Regions from separate parts of the Homo sapiens genome. Here regions 1 and 3 are each linked to region 2. Evidence: chromatin loops called from intact Hi-C (ENCODE). Cell type or tissue: GM12878. All regions are shown on one strand.

Evidence for each region. A loop is a pair of places that touch in the nucleus more often than their neighbours do. Peaks named below come from ENCODE experiments on the same cell type or tissue, not always from the same donor. Only the 100,000 strongest peaks of a DNase experiment are listed, where the experiment ranks them.
Region 1: it touches region 2 in a loop (8-fold over the local background); 19 of 110 quality-filtered maps call a loop at or near these places.
Region 3: it touches region 2 in a loop (2.9-fold over the local background); 3 of 110 quality-filtered maps call a loop at or near these places.

What each region holds. Positions count from the first base shown.
Region 1 is chr18:34,321,105-34,325,104 of GRCh38, forward strand. The region is part of intron 1 of LOC124904280 (a long non-coding RNA gene); the gene reads right to left. Among named protein-coding and RNA genes, the nearest start is that of NOL4, 98 kb to the left of the region's middle. RefSeq lists an enhancer at 1,310-1,369. In GM12878, a CTCF peak has its summit at 1,786 (motif pointing left); DNase peaks (open chromatin) are centred at 187, 1,427 and 1,737; H3K27ac peaks cover 1,054 bases.
Region 2 is chr18:33,837,197-33,841,196 of GRCh38, forward strand. No RefSeq gene overlaps it. Among named protein-coding and RNA genes, the nearest start is that of ASXL3, 260 kb to the left of the region's middle. RefSeq lists an enhancer at 1-560. In GM12878, a CTCF peak has its summit at 2,450 (motif pointing right); a DNase peak (open chromatin) is centred at 2,508.
Region 3 is chr18:34,037,059-34,041,058 of GRCh38, forward strand. The region is part of intron 5 of NOL4 (nucleolar protein 4); the gene reads right to left. Among named protein-coding and RNA genes, the nearest start is that of NOL4, 190 kb to the right of the region's middle. In GM12878, no CTCF peak of the experiment used is centred here; a DNase peak (open chromatin) is centred at 2,343.

The sequences.
Region 1 (4,000 bases), 480 kb after region 2:
ATGTTCCCTGGGCCTGGTGACAAGCCCATTTGGAGCAGCACTGGCTGCTTGGAAGAGGCTAGCAGGGGAAAGTAGAAGGCGTTGGCCACAGCAATCAACCTCTGTGTGACCCTGAGCTGTTTCTGAACTCCTCACAGTCTCAGATACATTGAACCCATCTCTAAAGTCTGTTCCAGCTCTAACTTTATATCCTCTGACTCAGACCAATAGAGTGCCTAAGAACTAAAACCATAACCCTTCCTCAGGCAGAGTAAACCGGGGACCTCTCCTTAGCTTTGCTGTATGCTGGTATCAGAACAGGGGTAAGGGAATGAAGTTATGAGAAAGCCACTATTTTGAGATAGTATGCTGACCCCTGGGGTATCCACACCTACTCCCAGTCATTCAATCAAATGCAAATCTGGATTCGCTGTGAAGGGGTCTTGCAGTTCCACTGAAGGACCCATGCCAGTTAATTTTAAGAAACGGAGGGATTATCTGGGTGGGCCTGACCTAATCAGTCTCATTAGCCCTTTAAAAGCAGAGAGATTTTTTATTTTTCTCAAGCAGGCCACAGAGGAAGAAGTCAGAAACACATGTTCTTCTGGGCCTGGAAAGAAGCAACGCTATGCTGTGAATTTCCAATAGGAGCCACATGGCAAGAAATTGTGAGTGGCTTCTAGGAGCTGAAAGTGGCCCCTAGCTGACAGCAGGAAAATGTGGACCTCAGTCATAGGACCACAAGGAAATGAATCCTGGCAAAAACATTGAGCTTGAAAGCATCTTGATGTCAACGCTGTGATAATCTGAGCACAGAATTCCACCATGCCATTCCCAGACTTCTGATCTACGGAACTGTGAACTCATAAAAGGATATTTTTAAGCCATTAAGGTTATGGAAATTTGTAACATAACAGTAGAAATCTAATATACCTCTATGATTAGAGAAAATAGTAGATAATTTAATAGTTGTTTCTTATATTGAAAAATACTTCTTAGGCATTCTACTTATAATTTCCTCTTCATGTAGCTCAGCTGAAATGTCATTCTCATCCACAGTTTGAGATAGTACACTGGCCCCCGGTGTACACGTACCTTCTGTTAATTATGTACTATAAATCACCAGGTCAGCCTTTCTCCAGGTAGGCAGAACTGGACCTTTCTCTACCTTAAGGCAATTTCCCTCAAGGGAAAAACAGAGGATCCCAGGAGGCAAAACACAAAACAAGACGCTGCTATTTCAGAGCATTCTCTACCCCAGGACTGTTTGCTTTGTGGAGATTGGGAGTCTAAATTTAAATGGCCTCATACAAGAACTCTACCCATTAAACTTTGTTTTTCTTTATCGCAGTAGTACATTTTATTTCAAGATGGCTACAGCAAGTGAGCAAGCTGTTGGTCAGGAAGCTGGGGTGTGCTGAAAATTCCCCGGTGATTCATTTATAGAGAGAATGACAAGAGTTCTGAATGGACAAGAGGGGAACGGTGGCCACAAGAAAGCTCTGGGAGTATCATTAAACCAGTTTCCTTATTGTTCAGAACCGGACAGGTTCCACCTGGTCTTCACTCTTGGGTCCAGGTGGCTCCAACTGCATGAACCAAAATAAAGGGCATCTGCAGGTTTTCCAGAGGGAGAATGACGCAGAGAGGAGGTAGAGAAAACATTAAAAAGAATATTTATTTTCTAGGACCATGGAAAGCTGAGTAGTGAATTTTATTTTTAACTTCATTTTTTGATCAACCCTTTTCTTGAAAAGAAAACGCTAGCGATTTCACTTAAGGCACAACCAGAGCGCCACCATGTGGTGCAGTCTTTATGGACGCACGCGGGCTTAGAGTGGGTTTGCAGACTGAGAAAGTATTGCAAGAAAAAAATTGTACATCGTGACAAAAGCCAGAAAACTTAATAATAAAGATCATGCGTGTTTTCGAAAGTTTGGTGATAGCCTTGTTTTTTTTATCATCGTATTTCTAGAAGGTATGACAATGACTCTCACATTTAAAACTGTGTAAGGTTATCACTGGTGTCATTTTTAAAGTGAAGTTATTTTGTTTAATTGCCTTATTTAAAAAAACAGAACCGAGCTAACACTAGCACACAGGAACAGAAAAGTATATGCTCTGCTTCATGAATACTCACATTTTTTTGCAAATTCCTCATAGAGATCAGCTGGTATTAGTGGATTTCTAGATTATTTGTTTGGTTGTGAGGTTGCTGTTTGTGAGCAGATAGAAAAAAGGTGATCTCATTCATCAATTCGAATAATGAGTTCAATCATGTTGTGTCCTTGTAACACTCTGCTTTAGGTTAAAATTCTGGAAGAGAGTGCGTGATTAGCTTTTCTTGATCTTCTGACCAACCTTTGTCCAGGGGCCCTGACTTACAGTCTGGCCAAGACTACATGCAATGAAGGGTAGTTCACAAAATCAAAAGTAGGCTTAGAATAGCAAGGAGGTAGGCAAAAGCCAGCATATGACAAGTGTGCTTTGTGTCATTTCAGGGACTAGTTTATCCCTAGATATCACTAGGCACCAAACGTATGGCACACATACATGTCCTAACTCCCAGTGTCTGCTTACTGAATGATGCAGAGCATCCTGAGCTGCCTGAGATCTTCTGGTCCATGGACATTCTGCCACTATGGGCTCCTGATCAAAGTTTAATCTCAGAGTCACTGAGGTCACCTGCCACTATATTATAAGCTTCCCAGAAGCTCACACAGTATCTGCTTTCACTGTATCTTAGGTCCATTTCTGGCCCGAAGATATTTGTGTTTTGTTTTTATGCTGCATATTCAGGTATTTCAATGGGAAACTACCTAAAAAGGACCTGAAACCTTCTGGACACCTTGGTGAAATGATTTTTCTCTTCTGCAAGGAGATTAAGTCATCATTAATGCTGTCACTGTTGCTTTTGTGCAGTGTGCTGTCTTTGTGTCCTTGCTAAGAAAGAGCTTGCTTGTGATGAAAAAGACCCATATCGTGTCTGAAGATTCCTTACTCTTTCAAATTTTGCTTTAGAAATTACAATGTGTTTAAATATTCTTTGCCAAAATATGTCCCTTTCTTCGAGGACTTATGACTGCTTTTTTTTTCAGTTATTTTACAGTATATATATATATGAGGCAGAAGTTTTGATCAGTGCCCCAAATCAATGAAAAAAAAAGTTGTTATAAAATGTCACCTTGGCCTCTTAATTTGTCACCTGTATGAAAATTATAAAGGAGGTCAGAACATTTCTTCCCCACATTTTTCTGCCTTCCCAGCAATTACCCAGTTGTACCCCTCAAGAAACTTCTTATTTACAGGCCTGCAGTAATCCCTACTGCAGGTGCCTTCATGGCTGTTTCTTGATATTGCATGATTGCTAGTTCATTGTAATAAAAGAATATCTTCTGGCCTGAGAGAGAGAGAGAGAGAGAAAGAGAAAGCCAGACTTGCCAGGAGAACTGGAAGTCTTCTGACTCAGGCCATGGCTTTTCTCATAGATGACTTTGTTTCTCCACAATTGTGATCTTTTCTCTCACTGATGTCTAAATGACATTACTCTTATGTTAGAAAATACTGAAAAAGAGATTATTAAAATATCTAATCAGCTCGTTATAATAATACATCTATGCTATTCGGTAGCTTTAAAACCTCTTTACAAACAGTTGGTGGTAGGTTCAGACAATTTCTGAGCAGAAGAAGCTTCTATTCTCTTAGTATCACATGCTTAATAGTTGATGTTGAAACATTCTTTGTCTTGGAGGATTATTTTTTAAACTGTCTTAGTGATGAAATATCAAATTATAAAATATACTGAGCTACAGGGTGATTTTTCATTTTTGTACTTGACTTATTTTAGCATTTCACCTAAGTGCTGCTTTTTCCAGCAGCTTTTTTCCCCAATTTCTATAGAAATGTCATTAGAAGGAGTAATTTTCCCAAATGCCCTATTATTTCTAGGTGAGCAACAAAAGTAAATTGTCTGCTGAAGACAAAGTAGGCTGAGAGGATATATCACTGATACATGTGCATG
Region 2 (4,000 bases):
GCCTTGTTGCCTCAATTTCTGATGCCTCTTTTATTACAACTCTTTATCAACTTACTATGTCTGTCTCAGGTACTTTCCCTTTGAAACTTGGGACACTTTCTTAAGGCTGATCTGAGAAAATAAAAGTAATGCTTTTTGTTATGCAGCCCAAATGTTCCCTCTCCAGCAATTAAGTACTCAGGGCAGAGGCTTTGATGAGTTACCTGCATTTATTTGGAGAAGGCACTCTCCAGGAGGTAAAGCTGGTCTTTGTTCATCATTTGTGTTTGAGAGCTTAAGTCCTGGAGTTATCTATCTATTTCAACAACTTTTATCCCCATTTCTCCCAGGAGGCTTCTAAGAGTCTCCAGCAAACCAGATCAACCTGTTCTGATGAACTTGCACTCTGTACTGATTTCCCTCTTGCACCTTTTAACTAGAATTGGGCTTTGCAGAAGAGAAGCTTGATTTCAAATTATTCCCAGCACAGTGCCAGTAGAGTATAGCTGCTCTTTGCTCCATTCCTTATCCATGTGAGTCTTAATGAGCATGGAAACCTATCAACATATTTGACATGTTAAGAGGTACCTCTTTATATGCATGTATTAAACCGTTAACACCTATATGTCATCCAAGAAGTCTCATATGAAGACAAGATTTTTTTTTAAATTCTGGATTTTCTTGCACATGGAAGATGTCATATTCTAAGACGTGCTTTCTGAAATTGATGTGACCTAATTTAGGAGTATTTTATAAAGCAGAAAATTAAGTAATCTGGACTGAAATAATTGACCAAAGAGGCCAAGTTCAGTTTAGTCCACCTAATAAATAATTTCATTCTTGTTCATTTCCTTAAAATAGTTCATCAGCTTATATTAATAAAAATGATATGAAACAGAGCAATTATAATAAATAAGTAAATTGAGGAAGAGAGAGAAAGAAGAAGCAGGTGTCTGGAATCAGTTACAGCGAAAGAATTGACATGTAGCTCTGAGCCTTCTGTCAACAGGGTAGGATGCAGAAACAAATTTGGGTTGCAGCTGACATCTCTCAAAGGCTGTGTGCCAAGTCTGGTTCCAAGGGACTTTTTAACATATGAACTTCTTTTACTTTCACAATTGCCCTATGAGGCAGGTACTATTGACACCCACATTTTACAGATGAGGAAACTAAGACAAAGGAAGTTAACATAACTAGCTCAAGGTAACATGGTACAAGAGAGAGTTGGAATCTGAATTTAGGCAATGTGACTCTATGGTTTATGCTATTAACCATAATGGTTCTTCTTGCTATCTACTAAGAGTTCACCAATAGATAAAAGCTTTTCCTTGCCCTGATTCTAAGATAACCTTACTTGGTAGAGCCGTGGACTTGGTAATGTAATGGAAACATGGAAATCAAAAATATGATGCTGGTTTTCCCAAAGAAATGATACATTCTTTACAAGCAAATTCTTTTGTTACTCCTTTAGAGAGAGAGCATTAACCTACAGTTCGGAGACATAGACACTTTGTTTTGTGGTGTTGGAACTTAGCACAGGGTCAGAATTTAAAGGTACTGGAAGATATCTCAGTTAACCTGTCTTGCTCATATTAGATGTTTTAAGCGAGATTTTGGAAGCACCTGCTTCAAATCAGTGTATAGTTGGCTTATTTAGCTAATGCTTTAAAAGATGTAGGGCATATTGTTGATTAAAGAAAAAAATTATATACTGGTAGAGGTCAGTATGCTGGTTTATAGGATGGTGTTCTTATCTAAGTAAGCGCAGGGTAATGGGGTAGGGATAGCTTGCTTTATCTTGACATACACGTGAGGTTTGGTAGGGTGAGTTGTGAAACTGGAAGGGACACATGAGGCCAGAAGAAAACATTAAGGTCAGGTGTAACTAATCAGTCTTCTCTATAAAAGAAACTTAGTATCTTATACAATATGCATTTTTAAAATCAGGGACTTTATATATTTTATTATTATATTTATTATATCAGACATGACATTTACTCTATGAATTAAAAGTTAAAGATATTGCACTAAATATGAGTTAATACAAGTAAATATGAATATATGCTATCTCTAATTTTCAGAAGTTTAATTTTTAGAAGTTTAACTTAGATAGCCTTTCCAATTATATTCTTCAACAGAGTGTCAGATGATAAGAACTGAGGTGCAGAGTTAATTATTAAACAAATCACACTTTAAAAATACTTCTACAGAAATAAAAGATTAATTTTGTTTTCAAAACGTGTCCTATATATAGGTTTGCTTTTCTCTTTATTTTACTGGTAGCCATCTTGTACTCCACTTGCTTTGCTATTTATTTACTCTGGAAGTAGAAAGGAATGTGGGGCAGGGAAGAGCAGTTGTAACATGTAATTTACTCCAGCAAAAAGAAAAATTGTGTTTCTTGGTAAAAAAAAAAAAGCTTCAGTGCTCTTTTGCTAGTCCCTGTTTGTCATTACTCTCTCTTCCAGTAGAGGGCAGGATGTAGCAATCTGTGAACTCACACTTCTAAGGGGTTAAATGAGGAGGAGTATCATGCTCATTTCGAGTTGCTGTTTAAGTAATTAAAAAGCTGGGTTTTTTTTTCGTGGTGTATATGATCCTGGTTTCTTCCACTGAATCCCCTAAAGAGATATTGTGATAATTTTCAAAATACCGCATTGCAATAAATCAACACCTACCCCAGTTCTCCTCTAGAATGCTTCCAAGGATTTCAAAAAAGAATTTTCCACCGTTGGCAAATAAGCAAGACAAATTTTGCTATGCATTACAGTCTATATTCAGATGTTGTATTTTAGGACAAGAAAACAATATAAACGTTTATTATTAACTAAGAGGAGCCACACAGCAAATGCTTGCTGAACAGTGACACTTGTGCCTGGCATGCTCCCAGCTCTTGGGCTACAGATGCAAATGGAAGAGAAACTCTGCCGGCAAGGATCCTGCATTCCACTGAGAGGAGAAAAACAATCCAAACAGAAATGGCCAAATAAATAAAATAATTTCAAGCACTTATAATTACTGGAATAAAAATGAAATAGGGTACACAATGTTGGGGTAGCCAGATTATCAGGAAAGACTCTTTGGGGACTGAGAGTCAGTTCCCCAAATTGCATATGGACTGCTTTCCCATAGCACATTTTTTTAGGGTCATGTTTTGGCACTAAGAACAACTTTTCCCATTAAAAGTGTAACATGGTGATTATATCCCTAGCACAGCTCATAAAAGACTCGCAGTCAGAAAACATAAACAAAGTACTGTTTGAATTCCGGATGTCTGCTTTAAACAGATCCCTTGACCTGTCTAACACTCTTCCCCTGCAATATCATGATCATAACAACTGGGAAGGTTATTGAGAACATTAAAGATAATGCACAAGGGAGCCAAGTAAAGTACCTGGCATACAGTAGTGGTGGAGAGCTATAATCTATAATATAATCCTCTAGACAAACATTTTCTATAAAGGACCAGATAATAAATATTTTTGGTTTTGTGGGCCATATCATCTTTCTTGTATCTACTCACTCAATTCTACTGTTATTGCGTGAAAACAACTATAAGCAGCATGTAATAAATGAGCATGGTTGTGTTCCAATAAAACTTTATTTACAATAATGGGAGGCAGGCTAAATTTGGTCCACTGGCCTTAATTTTATGACCCTTGTTCGGAATATATGCATAGTTATGACTATATTGATAAAAGTATAAGTAATTGGAGTACATTATAATGCAATTTAACTCCCAAATATAGCAATAATTGTGTGATAAGAAGCATTTACTGATCTTTTTCAGTGTGCCAAAAATATGTCTCTACTCAGTCCAAGAGATAGGAACACTCCCAACTACCCAGTGTTTTCTGTTATAAACCAGAAGAGATTTACTGCCTGGGCCATCCTTTCCTCACAGGAGAGCTGCTAAGGGATAGAGTGGGGTCTCTAGGGAGAGAGCTGGGTGCTTTATTTGTGAAAAAGTAGGAGCCATGGATCTAAGAGCTTCTCCACAAAATAACTTTCTAGGAACATG
Region 3 (4,000 bases), 200 kb after region 2:
ATAACCAAATTTAGTAGAATTGCAGAATACAAAATGAACATAGAAAAAATCAGTACCATTTCTGTACACCATAGTGAAATAGCTGAAAGTGAAATCAAGAAGGCAATTCCACTTACAATAGCTACAAAAAATCCCAAGAAATAAACTTAACCAAGGAAGTGAAAGGTCTCTACAAGGAAAACTGCAAAACACTGATTAAAATAACACAGGAGGACACAAACAAATAGAAAGATATCCCATGCTCATGAAAAGGAAGAATTAATGTTGTTAAATGACCATACTACCCAAAGCAATATACAAATTCAACACAATCCCTATCAAAATAACAATGTCATTTTTCACAGAAATAAAAAAATCTTAAAGTTCATATAGAACCAAAAATGAGAAGAATAGCCAAAGTAATCCTGAGTAAAAAGAACAAAGCTGGAGGTATCATACTACCTGACTTCAAATTATATTACAAGGCAATAGTAACCAATACAGCATGGTATTGTTATTAAAATAAACACATAGACTAATGGAACAGAATAGGGAACCCCAAAATAAATCTTTATATTTACACCCAGCTAATTTGACAAAGATACAAAGAATATATACTAGGGAAAGGACACCCTCTTCGATACACATACAGGGAAATTTAAATACTCATATGCCAAAAAATGAAACTGGATCCATATTTCTCACCGTATATAAAAATCAACTCAAGATGGATTAAAGACTTACACTTACCCAAAATTATAAAACCACTGTAAGGAAAACATTTCAAGACTGGTCTAGGCAAAGGTTTCACAGCTAAGACTTCAATAGCATAGAAACTAAAACAAAAAGACAAATAAGATTATACTAAACTAAAAAGCTCTACACAGTAAAGGAAACAAACTACAAAGTGAAGAAACAATCAGTTGAATAGGAGAGAATATGTGCAAACTGTTCATCCAGTGGGGACTAATACCCAAAATACTCAAAGAACTCAAACAACTCAACAATAAAAAAACAAATAATGTCTTAAAAATTCGGCAAAGGACATAAACAGACAATTCCCACAAGAAGACATACAAATGGTTAATAGGTATATGAAAAAATGCTCAACATCAGTAATCATCAGGGAAATGCAAATCAAAACCACAATGAGAGATCATCTTATCCCAGTCAGAATGGCTATTATAAAAAATAAAATGTAAGAAATGTTGGCAAGGATGTGGAGAAAAGCAAACACTTACATATTGTTGGTGGGAATGTAAATTAGTACAAGCACTATGAAAAACAGCATAGAGATTTCTCAAAAAACTAAAAATAGAACTACCATATGATCCAGCAATCCTACTACTGGATATCCATCCAAAGGAAATCAGTATATCAAGAGGATACCTACACTAGCATGTTTATTGTAGCACTATTCAAAATAGCAAAAATATGGAATCAGCTTAAGTGTCCATCAGTAAACAAATGGGCAAAGAAAATGTGGTACATATACATAGTAGAATATGATTTGGCCATAACAAAGATTGAAATCATGTCATTTGCAGCAACATGGGTGGAACTGGAGGTCATTATGTTAAGTCAAAGAACCCAGGTATAATAAGATAAATACCGCATGTTCTCACTCATATGTAGGAGCTAAAAAACTTAGTATCATGGTGACAGAGAACAGAATGATAGATACCAGAGGTGGGTAAGTGTGTTAGAATGAGTAGGGGAAATGAAAAGAGGTGGATGAGTGGGTATAAACTTACAGTTTAGATAGAAAAACAAGTTCTAATGTTTGATAACAGCCTAAAGTGACTATGATCAGCAACAGTATACTGTATATTTCAAAATAGCTAGAAGAGAGAACTTGAAATGTTACCCTTTTCAAGGTGATGAAATGATAAATACTCAAGGTGATGGGTGCCCCCAAATAAGCAGGTTTGATCATTATACATTCTATGCATGTAAAAAATACAAATATCACATAAGTATGTGAAGTATTATGTATCAATAAAAGAAACAAAATGTAAAATATATAAACAATATAGACATCAGAACATTAAAATCTCAGCTATATATTATAGTTATATCATATCTTATTCTGGAATTTGAACAATTTTGGATATTCTTTTCCCTCGTCTTATTGTCACACAATAACAAAGTAGAGAATATGTCACCTAATTTTAAGTGGTTACATTGGGGAAAAAAGACAGGTTTATTACTAAGGGTTCCATATTGAGTAGCATAATAGCATAATAGAATGAGACACAATTCTTTTGACAACCAGATCACTACTTTTGCTCATAGGTCTGGGTGGCTTTTTTTTTCCCCTGCAAATTCCACAGGCAGCATTAATTAGCAAGCTGAAAGCACTTTCATTTTCACTTTTGGCTAGCAGACTTCAATGAATCTCTAATTTACACATTTCAGCTCTGCAGACATTTGCAGACCAATATTTTAAGAGCAAGTCTTTATTTGGCTTAGCCTCCATTTCTGTATAAAGTTAAGATGTGCATTTACTTGTCATTTCAGCAAAACCCTTGCCACAATTAATGAATGGTTCCAAAAAAATAAGTGTGTGGTCAATCCCATTCCACTTTTCTTTAGCCTGTAAATTGTTAGTTCTTTTGTAGTAACAGCTAGTTTAAACACAATGAAAACATCAGCAAAACATTGGCAAAATGTTCTTTCCAACAACTGATTCAAAATCATGATATAAAGGAAAAACATATACAGACGGTTCCTGACTTACAATGGTTCAACTTAGCAATTTTTTGACTTTATGATGGTGTGAAAGCAAGACACATTCAGTTGAAAGAGCATTTTGAGCACCCATACAACCATTCTGTTTTTCACTTTCAGCTCAGCATTCAATAAATTGCATGAGATACTCAACATTTTATTATAAACAGGCTTTGTGTTAGATAACTCCATCTAACTGTAGGCTAATGTAAGTATTCTGAGCATCTTTAAAGTAGGCTAGGCTAAGATATGGTGTTAAGTACCTTGGGCATATCAAACCCATTTTGATTTAGAATATTTTCAATTTACAATAGGTCTGTTGGGATGCAATCACATTGTAAGTTGAGAAGCATCTGTATTCAAAATTTTGGTGACTATATTTTTAATAAAAACGATCGATTGATCTATTTATCTCTCGTTTGGAAAGGTACATACCGAACTGTTAATGGAGATTATTGTTGGGGGCACAGTAGATTGGGAGTGAAGAATAGGGGACCCTTCCTTTCTCTTTATACATTTTGGTACTTTTTGGAATTTTTTCATGACTATATACTTCACATGAATATGTAATATTTTATTAATCTTACATTGCTGATAGAAGCTATTTTGAGGATTAAGCTATTTTGAGGTGATTGAAGCTATTTTCAAAATAGAAACTATTTTGAAGTGATTGAAGCTATTTTCCTGAGGAAAAATGCTTCAATCATGAATATGTATTTTTAAAACAAATCTATATTTTATTAATATACTTTATTAATCAATTGAACTTTGAAATAAAACAACATGCGAGGTGGAGGTTCTTAGCCCATTAGTACATGGGTGCACAAACCATTGTGGAAATGTGAGTCTGAGATACGAACAGAGATAGTGTGTTAAGCCATAGTCTGTGTACTTTCCACTGCCTTATGCTGCAGGGATAAGAAAAATGAGTCAATTGTATCATTTAATGGAATCTCCTTGTGTTTCTAACTTAGGTATCACGGAGGATAAACAACGAAAAGAACCATGTGTGATATGCTCTGGTGACATTGATACAGCCCAGAATTCAGGGCAATCCCATGAGAAAATTGTTCATATAAATTTGGTCAGAAATATATTTTATATTCACGTCCTTTAATTGTAAAATTAGTAAAAGAAGTGTTTATTCTTCAAAATATTAGAAATGGGTGCAGAGAACATTTAAGTTGGCAAGGAACACTCCAGATAATTTTGTCTGATAATCAAAAATATTCTAGGATGAAAAAACGTAATGAAAAAATTTGCCAGATTATAAATTGAGTTTTCTATTGCA